Regions from separate parts of the Mus musculus genome. Here region 1 is linked to region 2. The links are chromatin loops, found by intact Hi-C in ENCODE. Cell type or tissue: gastrocnemius. All regions are shown on one strand. Each heading gives the region's core, and the rest is flanking DNA. Links, peaks and the distances in the headings are about the cores only.

Region 1 (5,382 bases), core at 227-5,226, 290 kb before region 2:
CCCAACAGACAGTGCCCAGGGTTCTGTCTCTCTGTAGGTGGCACCTCCAAGAAAGGACCATTGATGTTGGCCAGTTCTTTCATCCATCCATACCAGGTGTCAGCACATCCAAGGTGATGTGGACACACTACCTGGAGGGCAGTGATTAGAGAGGAGTCTGAGAAGTCTATGGCATGAAGCTGCATGCTCTCCTGTTCTGGGTACAGTTAGGAAACGGCTTCCTTCCGTAGCATTGTGGGCGACAGTACAGGTCTTGGGTAACAAGCCATAGAAAGAAGCCTAGAGAAAACTTACAGAGGAGTCCTCAGAACACAGGGAAAGGATGAGGAGCCTGCCACGGAGAAACCCAGCCCTACAGCCATTTCTTGCAAGGTTCCTGGGCTGGGTCAACATCCCCTTCCCTCTTTCCATCCATGTTGGGAAGAGGACCTATGGCTGAGGCTGATTGAAGCAGAGGAGTCTCTGGTTCCTAAATAAGGAGTCCTTGGAGACAAAATGTCCCATGGTCTCCTCTGGATCTCACTCAGAATTGCCTCTGCCCAGAACCCAGCAGGGATGCAGGGAGCTCACCTGTCATCTTGTTGCTGAACTCTCTTGCCCTTTGCAGCCAGCTTCTCTGCAGCTTTAGCTGTTAAGGAGCTGTAAGAGTAACCTAGGGTTCAAGGGCATTGATTGTGAGTACTCGGTTCTTTAAAGCAGATGAAGGTCAGCAGAAGGTTACGTATGCCCCGTTTATCAATCCTGATTATGCGTCACACAAGCCTGTCTTCATCCCAGGGCACTGAGCAAGGAAGGAGACAGAGAAGCCACGACAGCTGTGCAAATGTAACCCCTGCTTGTTCTCTCTCTCTCCCTCTCCCTCTCTCTCTCCCTCCCTTCCTCCCTCCCTCCCTCCCTCTCCCTCCCTCCCTCCCTCCCTCCCTCCCTCCCTCCCTCCCTCCCTCCCCCCCCTCTCTCTCAGGAGCTGGATACCATTTCCTTCAGGAACCGTCTCCAGATGTTTCTCCCCAGTCTAGCTTACGTGTTTCTGCTCTGAGTTCCCTTAGCACCCTCTCTCCTGGCACTCAGCCACCGGGATGCGCTGACATTGTTATGTATGGACAGAAGGATCGTCTGCCTGTCCTTCCCCCAGATCTGGGTGATCTTAGGGACGAGGGCTGTGTTGCCATCAGCTCACCCTGATCCCACGGTTCTGTTCACACCACACATTCCTCAAATGTGTTTTGAGCACACTGATGGCTACTAGCCTGAGAGGGAAAGTTGCCACTCCTGGTCATATGTCTGACTTCAGATCCAGCCTACTGAAACATTAACTTATATAAAACCAGACGAAAAGTTGATTTATCAGAGGTGCCACAGGTGGCTGAGGATAATAACTATATATGATTTATGCAAAATCATAAGTGTATTTGAAACACTGTGAGACTTTTTGGGGGGCATTTTTGGGTAACTCAATGCATTTCATGTTTCTTGATTATGAATGTGAGAGACAACATTGTGTTGCTATTTCAAAAGGTTATCTGGGCCAGGCGGTTCTTTATTACATCACAAGTATAGAAGGCTTGAATTCTTTTCTGAGACCTAGGGATGAGCCTTAGACGTCCCCTTTGGAGAGGTGGTTTGCAACAGTGACTAAGACTGACACCTCTGAGCTCAGCTGGGTCACAAACCCAGCACACACCAGACATAGTAACACATACTTACCAGCCTCCACATCTGAAGGAGCGATGGTCATCACAGGTGGTTACAAGGTACGTTAACGTATAGGAAGAACTCAGACTATCATCTAGCTCAAAGCAACAGCTTGCCCATGTCTCCACTCCCAGACTCACCCAGGGCAGTGACTGTTTATCCCAGTGTAGACTCCTGCAATTCTGAAAGCAGCACACACAAAGTAAACCTGAGTCCTTCCCCAATGTGTTCAGTCATGTGTTGATTTTTTTTCTCTTCTCTTCTTGTGTGGAAAGCATGCACAATAACAGACTGTCGCGGGTGAACTGAGGTAGTGCCTGCAAATTGCCTGGCTCTGCTGCCTGAGGTCTCTACTGTTGTCTCAGTTTCCTGGGCGATTTGCATTAAGGTCTCTTCACATGTTTCTCATAGTGGGAGCCACTAGATGGCAGCATAGATTCACAGAGACACAGAGGCAGCAGTTGGAACACTTAATGCAAAAACAAGCACAGGTGTAGCCCTGGCCCTTCCCAGAGGTGGCTGCCTGCTTAGTGTTCTACTTGCCCCTGGAAAATATGCCCTTTTTAGATTTGGTTTCAAGGTGAATGTCCAGTTAGCAAAGAATGAAAGTAACTATACCAGACTCATTGACTGATACTACCTGTATGGGTCTGCCCGGGCTGCTGCTGCAGAACATTGCAGAGCCAGACGTGGTGGTGCACACCCAGAATCCCAGCAGCATGAGAAGCTGAAGCAGAAGGATTACATTTTCCAGGTCAGCCTGGGTTATGGAGTTAGTTCAAGACTGGACTGGACAACTTAATAAGAGCCCACTGCAAAAAGGGAAAAGAAGCCAGGTGTGTTAGCACACACCAGTAATCTTAGCACACTGGAGAGGTGTGTTAGCACACACCAGTAATCCTAGCACCCTGGAGAGGCAGAGGCATGGGGGTTGCTATCATTTTAAGGTCAGTCTGGTACACACTGAGAGTTCTAGGTCAGCTAGGGCTATATAGTGATTCTGTCCCTCCAAACCCCAAACAAGTGAAAAGAGTCATATCTCATTCATATTTACCACCCCTACCTACCAGTAAGATGTGTTCAGACCCTTGCTTATATACACACCAGGCAGCATACATCTGTGATGAGCCCGGGCCACCTCAAAGCCTTGCATCTCAGTTAATTTATTGATAAGTTGTTCCAAACTATTCTTTTTGTTCCCTTTAGCCCATATCTACCAACAAAGATGGAGAATGTTTTCATGAATAAATAACACACTACCAGGTCTGGGTTCCAAAGCAAGGATGGGCAGGGATCCTCTCAATTGCAGGACTCTACTGTAAACCACATGGAGTATTACGGTTTGGGTATGAAACATCCTCTCAGGATGCCCATTCACAGACGTCTTGAGTCCTCCATACCAGTAATGCTTAAAAGTAAGTTTGGGGGAAGTGACAGGGTCATGAGGTCCCTGTCTTCATCAGTAAGTTAACCACTGATAGACTTAAAGTCTGAATAGACTATTTAAGAAGGGTGCAGACCTGTGCAAGGCGAGGACTGGTTGGAGGAGGTAGGGACTGGGGGTGTGTGCCTTTGAGGGATAGTTTTCTCTGACCCTTTTCTGCTCATCCTACTCATTCTGTCTACCACGAGGCAAGCTGTTCAACCCTCCCTGAGGTTCATGGTGATAGAACCAGCTAACCATGGGCTGAAGCCCCTGGAACCCAGAGCCAAAAAAAAAAAAAAAAAAAAAAAAGAAATCTTTCCTCTTGTAAGGGATGATGTCAGAGATTCATCACAGAAGCAAAACCAAACCTTACACATTGCCCCTGAGCAGATAATGTAGGAAGCCCAGGCATGTTCTCAAGAGGATCTTATTTCCCACTGGCTCACCACGTGACATTGAGGCTGTGACCCATGCTGTTTGAACAAAGCAGACTGTGCCTGATGACTGTGCCCAACCTGTTGATATAGCAAAGCCAGCTGTTCCATGAGGTTGCTGGAGTGCCCTGGGGAGTTGAGTACACAGAAGAATTCTCCCAGAGTGATGGGAGGCATCACCACAAGCAGAATGTAGGGCCCTGGAGAGAGCTGCATCGGATCCCTCTCTCCCCACACTGATGAGTGGTAGAAGGCTTTCCTTCCTCAGCACCGTTACCTCTCCCCAGGGTCCTTAGCTTCCTCTCTGCTTGGCTGGCTTATGGGTCACCTGGGTTCTTGGACAAAAGACATATCCACAGAGGATAGGTCAGTAGCGCTGAGTACAGGAGTCTTTGCTAGGTGACCCATGGGTGACATACCAGCTCTGGCAAAATAAAGAGATCCACATTATCGGGAATATTCTTGGAAGAACTTTGTGAGTTACAGTGACCACCATGCTCGCAAAATGCCAGGCTGTAAGCTTCGCATTCTGTCTCCCCCTCCACAGTGTCCTCTTCTGGAGAAAGCTTCTCAATGAAGTGAAGACTCAGAGACAGGACATACGTTGCCCAAAGTCACACAGCTACAATGCAGTAAAGGCGGAATTCAAACCTCCATCTGGAAGGTCCCAGATCTTGATGTGGGTGCAATGGTTCAGGTCTGGAATGTTCTCCACAGACAGCGTGTTAACAGCAGAGGAGACTTTAAGAGGTGGGTTAGTGGTTTTAGATCATTAGGGACATTTCAGAAAAGGGATCTTTCCTGTTTGTTTCACTTCTAGCCATGAGCTGAATAGCTTGGTTCCACCACAGGGGCCCTGCCATGTTGCTCTGCCTCACCACACGCCAAGGCAATAGGATCAATTGATGCATAACACTGAACCTCTGAAGCCAAAATTCAAAATAAACTTTTCCTCCTTTTAAGTCGATTACATTAGGTATTTTGGTACAGTAACAGAAAACTGAATTGCACAGTAGGGATCCACTTCATGTATGACCATTGGCCACAAAATAGATTCAGAGCCAGAGTGAAATAGTTTTTAGGCCCCAAACTGAAAAGATTTCCGTGGCTTATCACCTCATGTGTGATTTTTAAATCAAAATAATACTAAGCTCTAAAAATAAGTAGGAAGAATATCAGTAATGGTGTCTCCTTCCCTCGCCACCCCGAGTACTGACATTGACTTCTGTCCAGATACTGAGTTATATGAAAGGCCTCGCCATCCTTCCCAACCTCTCCACTCCACTTCATGTCCTCTCGTTCTATTTATTTATTATTTGTTTATATTTATGTGTATGTGTGTGTCTCTCTGTGTGTGCCACATACCTGTAGGTAGCTACCAAGGCCAGAAGAGGGTGTTGGATCCTCTGGAGCCAGAGTTACAGGCAGTCATGAACCACCTTCTGTGGGTGCTGGGAACTTTCACTGTGTCCTCTGCCAGGGCAGCAAGCACTGTTAACTGAAGTACTCCCTGTCTAGCCCAACTCCCTCTCATTTGACACACCAGGCTTTCCGAAGCTCCCTCTCCACTTAAGCAATTTCATATCTACAAGGGTCCTATACTTGTGGTGTCTTTGGAATAGAAAGCTGAGTAATATTCCACCCAGACCCCTTCCAACTTAGAGCCAACTCTATGTCTTCCTTTGCCTTTTAAGGTTTATTTTTAATTTTATGAGTGTTTACCTGAGAACCACGAGCGTGACTGGCATCCCCAGAGGTCAGCAGAGGGCATTGGCTTGCTGGGATTGGAGTTACAGACAGCTGTGAGGAACCAAAACCAGGGTCTCTGGA
Region 2 (5,382 bases), core at 243-5,242:
ATACTCAAGAGCTGGGGAGGGGGTCTCAGTGGTAAGAGCACTTAGTGTGAAAGCCAGAGGGCATGTGTTCAAATTCCCCAGCAGCCAGGTAGTAGCTGGGCAAAGTTGTGTGTACCTACAATTCCAGCACTGGGGGTGGGGTGGGGGGGTGGGCTGGGAGATGGAGAGGGGAGGCAAAATGATGAGTTTCAGGATCCGTGAGAAGGAACCTGACCTAAAACACAGACAGACAGACAGACAGACAGACAGACAGACACCTGGCATCCTCTTCTGGCCTGTGCCTTTACAAGGGCCTGTGCATATCTACACACATGTACACATAACTACACTACACTACACTACACACACACACACACACACGAGAGAGAGACAGACAGACAGACAGAAACAGAGAGGGAGAGGGAGAGACTGAAGACTTGTCTAGCAAAGGAGAGTGACAACAGAGGCAGGCACTGGAGTAAAGGTAACTGGACTCAGAGAACCAGTAGCTGATGGTGGGAAGGCTGACACATGTGTTGTGCTGTGTGGATTATTCAGATAAATCTTGGGGACCTGGGAAGGACAAATTCATCAGCATATACAAGCAAAGTGGTTCTGTCCAGAAACATGAAGACAGATACTCTATGGAGGAAGCAATCCTGAGAAATTCAGGTTAGAGGAACTGCTGGACAGTGGAGATAAGCAACAGACTAAGTATGAAATCCAAGACATCACAACTTAGTAAAGAACGTAGCAATTGGCCAAGGACAGAAGAGGTGTTGCATAACGGAGGTGGGATAAGATAAACCACTCTTCACAGTGGCAATGTTTTGCATATTACACCACATAAGCCTCTTCTTCCTCGGCTCATTTCTGTAAATACTCCGACCATGATAGGGGCCTTTGTAATACCTTCATAAAGGTCAGGAAACCATTTTAATGTTCTTCTATTGATAACAACCTTGCAGGGATGGCTTGCACTCGCCACTTTACACTAATTGGGCTGTACATCCTGTAATCTCCATGCTTGAGGTTATTTCTGTCTCTGCGAAATGAGGTGTGTTTCTTCATGTTCAATGATAGCAGGCAAGTTGCTTGAAATTTGCCAGTGGATTGGCAAACACTTGACAGGCTGCCTTCTTGGCTGTCTAGAATTAAAAACGTGTTGGAAAACCTGGCATTTGCCTATAATTCCAGCCCTTAGAAGGCTGAGGCCAGAGGAGTATAAATTCAAGACCAGCCTAGGCTACATAGCAAGAACTTAGGTGGGTAGATGGGTGGGTGGGTGGGTGGGTGGGTGGATAGAGATAGATTAGATAGATAGATAGATAGATAGATAGATACATACATACATACATACATACATACATACATACATACATACATACATAGAAAATGATGTTGAAGAAACCATTAATGTAATTTTCACTGAAGTCTCACTATTAGCTGCACACTGTGAACAGGAGAAAATGAGGAAAGCATGTGACAATGCTTGGCCACCATCAGACAGAACAACATGTCACTAGTGAGATGTCCCAACATGACTTATGGGCTTATGGGCACAGGGGCGGGGCACAAACACTCATGTACCAACCATACCTGTTCATCAAAAACATCTTAATAAATCAGTTGTGTTAAAGCAGCTAGTAATGAAATAGTCATAGCCTGATTTTTTTTTTTGTCAAATCATGGCTGGATTATAGTCTTATGCTACATGCATATATGAGAGTTTGGCAAAAATGTAACCAACACCCTTTGATTCCATCCTATGAAAGCCAATGTGGAATTATAAAATATAAGTACTTGCTGTGTGCTACCACATTCTCTATATTCATTTCGAGCAACCCGCCCCCCCTTTCCCTGCAGGTCAGTAAACATTTACTGGACATGGAAGACATAGTCAGGAAATTCTAAAGGGGCAAAACTATGAAACTATGTGGTGGGAGAAGGGTGGGTAAATGCATAGATGTCTTCCTTCAATAGACTTGGGGTACTGTCACTTTTAAAAACTATTTGTAAAAGTAAAAAACCTCTCACATTGTACCATACTGTCCCTGGGACACAAATATACTGCCCTTAGTTCTGCTTTGTTGTTTTAGATATTACAGAACAAATGTTTAGCGAACACTTTCTCCCCCTGCTGGCCATTATATAACATTGCATTATATTGAAGAGAGTGACCAACTGTTAAACTGGATGCTCAGACCATCTCAGGCCTGATTAACTTGCTTGGTGTATGCTATGCATTTCTATTGAATTCCTTGCCAGTATTTGTCTTACTGAAAGACTACTAGTCACTGTCCACTGGATCTGCCATGGCCAGTCACTTGCTGACTCTCAGGCCTGAAGTGGACCCTCCACGCTATCTGTTGGCTTCATCTTTTTTGCAAGCCCTCAGCTCTTTCACTTAACAGAGTAAATTAAAGTCCAACCCTTCTTAAAAAAATCATAATTCAAAAAATGACAAGATAGATTAAATGTAAGCCTCCAAATTCCATTCCACAGCCTTTTCCTATGTGTGTTTGGCCTGCATGTATGCCTGCCCACCACCTGCAATGCAGTGCCTTCAGAAGCAAGAAAAAAGGAGCCAGTTTCCCTGTTGGAGTTCAAGACAGTTGTGAACTACTGCCATGGGGGTGCTGGGAACTGACCCAGAGTCTCTGCAAGAGCAGCCAGTGTTCTTAACTACTGAACCATCTCTGCAGCCCCAAATTTATTTACTTAGAAAATATTTTAGTACCTACTGCAGGCAGACACAAAGCAAATGTCAAAAGTATAGCATCTACAAGATAAAAATGGGTTAAATCCAGAGTTTCCAGTCGGTGAGACATACTGAATCAAAGGAGAGATGGGAGCTATGGTAATGTCTCATAAATACAGGCTAAATAGTGCAGACATTCAACATAAGAAAAAGCATAAGTCAAAATAATAGTATGCATGATATAAAATGCTCAGAAAAAAATGAGATTTATTCATCTATGCACGAGTGCTCTATCTGTACATACACCTGAATGACCGAAGAAGGCATCAAATCCCATTACAGGTGGTTGCGAGACACCATGGGGTGCTGGGAATAGAACTAAGGACCCCCGGAGGAGGAGCTGCTGCTCTTAACCACTGAGCCATCTCTAATACCGCAAAATACACAAAATTTAATATTGTATTTATAAAAGAAAGAGGTGTGGCTTATCAGTTAAGGCTTGTGAAGGACCTGGGTTCACCTTCCAGTATCAACATAGCAGCTCACAACCATCAGTGACTGTAGTTCCAAGGGACATGGCACCTTCTTCTACCCATTACACATACCAGATATGCACATGGTGCACACACATACATGCATGCAAAACAATCAGACAAATGTAAAAATTAAAAATAAGTAAATCTTTTTAAGGAAAAAAAAGTGAGTTCTTTGTATTCTCTGTCTCTAATGCTTAGAACAAAACCAATCACTTTGCATTGAGAGTATGGGCACTGAAACATTGGAGGATTATAAATCATGCAAAAAAAAAACCCAAAAACTTGTTATAAATATCAAATAGAAACAGTAGAAACTGGGCCAACAAAATAGCTCATCGAGTAAAGGCACTTAGCATATAAGCCTGGGGGCCCAAGCCTGGTCCCTGGAGCCAGTGTAGAGATGTATGAGAAAGCCAACTACACAAAGCTGTTCTGATTTTCATATGTGCACTGTGGCAAATGCTCTTGTATACAAACACACACACACACAGTTTTTATTTTTAATTGTCTGCATGTATAGTAACTATTTGAAAACTGTAATTTTTTTGAAGTGTGTTTCTCTGAATTTTCCAGGCATGTGGCAACATGAACAATTCTCTGTGATAGAAAATATACTACTTTTACTTCCTGTGACTATACTTATCATACATAAACCATAGGGTCAATAACATAGGACACTATCACAAGCAGCACAAAACCTCCCATGACAAGGACCAGAGATTTCATATAAAAGCTAAAACTGCAGGAGAAAGTTCTAAAACTTCACACTCAAGAAATGTCTTAGGGAACACAAAGTAAGAAATAGTGGCATATTGGGCTTCATCCAAATTTAAACCTTTGGCTCTTCCAAATACTATGTTAAACTAAAAAAATGCTGGGTGTGTGGTGCACAGCAGACCAGCCTGGGCTACAGAGAGTTCAAGGTCAGACTGGCTATATAATGTGTCTTTTCTCCAGAAAGGGAAAAGGATACATTATATTCATAATACAAACCTCTCAATCAAAGGCATGCACTGGCCTCCCCTTCTTGTATGGACTGCAATACCATTGTAGAGAGTTGTCACGCCTGTAGCCTACTCTCCATGGGTCAACCAGAGTCAAATTTTACAAGACATAGATTGGGTTGCATTTGAGCACCTAAAATCTTTTATAGCTTCTTGGTGTCTGGAATTAAGTCCACACTCCTTCCTTTGGCAGAAGGCTGCATGCCCAACCCCACAGTGGCATTCTGTCTCACCCCACCCATGCACTGAGCTCTCCGAGTGGTCTTAGAAGTGCATGCAGGGGCTTTTTTTTTTTAAAGATGCATTTATTTATTTATAAGATTACATTTATTTTATGTTTGTAAGTACACTGTAGTTGCCTTCACATACACCAGAAGAGGGCTTCAGATCTCATTACAGATGGTTGTGAGCTACCATGTAGTTGCTGGGATTTGAACTCAGGACCTTCAGAAGAGCAGTCAGTGCTCTTAACCTCTGAGCCATCTCTCCAGGCCTGGAGCTAAGCTTTTATGCTGTTACCTCCCTGTGTGGCTAGCAGTCTACATACCTCTAATGTCACACTGTTGGCACTGATTTGCTTGGTCTCCCCACCACAGTGTGGTAAGGCAATGGACCTTCTAATGATAAACACCCAGTACTAGGAACATAGATATGCCCTAGCTATTTTGAATGACTCGTGGTGGACTTACGATGTGCAGGTACTGGCTTAAGCATTCACTCAAAGGTATTTCCAGGCTGTTACCCTTCATCCCCTACAGAAACAATTCCTATAGTCCTAGACCTACTTACATAGCTCAGTACTCCTTGGTATTTATTCCCTGAAGTTGAGGGTCCTTGCAGGCAAAGAACTATAGATTTCATGTAACTCTTAGGCCAGTGTCTGAGCTTTAGTGACAGTTTTTTGTTGTTGCTGCTGTTTGTTTAAGAACCCAACTTCACAATGACTAAAACAAAAATGGAAAGTTAGAAGACAACTAGAATGCTCACATACCTCAAGTGTTAATTAATTCCGGCATTTTGGAATGCTATGTGGTAGTGTCTAAAGAAGTGAAGCATGCATGTCCCCTACAACCTACTAATTCTATACCTGCATATATATGTTGTGTATGCTGCATGTATTCTCCACAAGATGGACAGTAACACTCACAGCCACACTAATCCA

Evidence for each region. Peaks named below come from ENCODE experiments on the same cell type or tissue, not always from the same donor. Only the 100,000 strongest peaks of a DNase experiment are listed, where the experiment ranks them.
Region 1: it touches region 2 in a loop (10-fold over the local background); 38 of 42 quality-filtered maps call a loop at or near these places.

Annotation. Positions count from the first base shown.
Region 1 is chr2:104,132,507-104,137,888 of GRCm38, forward strand. No RefSeq gene overlaps it. Among named protein-coding and RNA genes, the nearest start is that of A930018P22Rik, 12 kb to the left of the region's middle. In gastrocnemius, for the core only: a CTCF peak has its summit at 2,110 (motif pointing right); DNase peaks (open chromatin) are centred at 1,075 and 2,117; H3K27ac peaks cover 1,317 bases.
Region 2 is chr2:104,420,298-104,425,679 of GRCm38, forward strand. No RefSeq gene overlaps it. Among named protein-coding and RNA genes, the nearest start is that of Mir1902, 6.0 kb to the right of the region's middle. In gastrocnemius, for the core only: a CTCF peak has its summit at 2,125 (motif pointing left); a DNase peak (open chromatin) is centred at 2,565.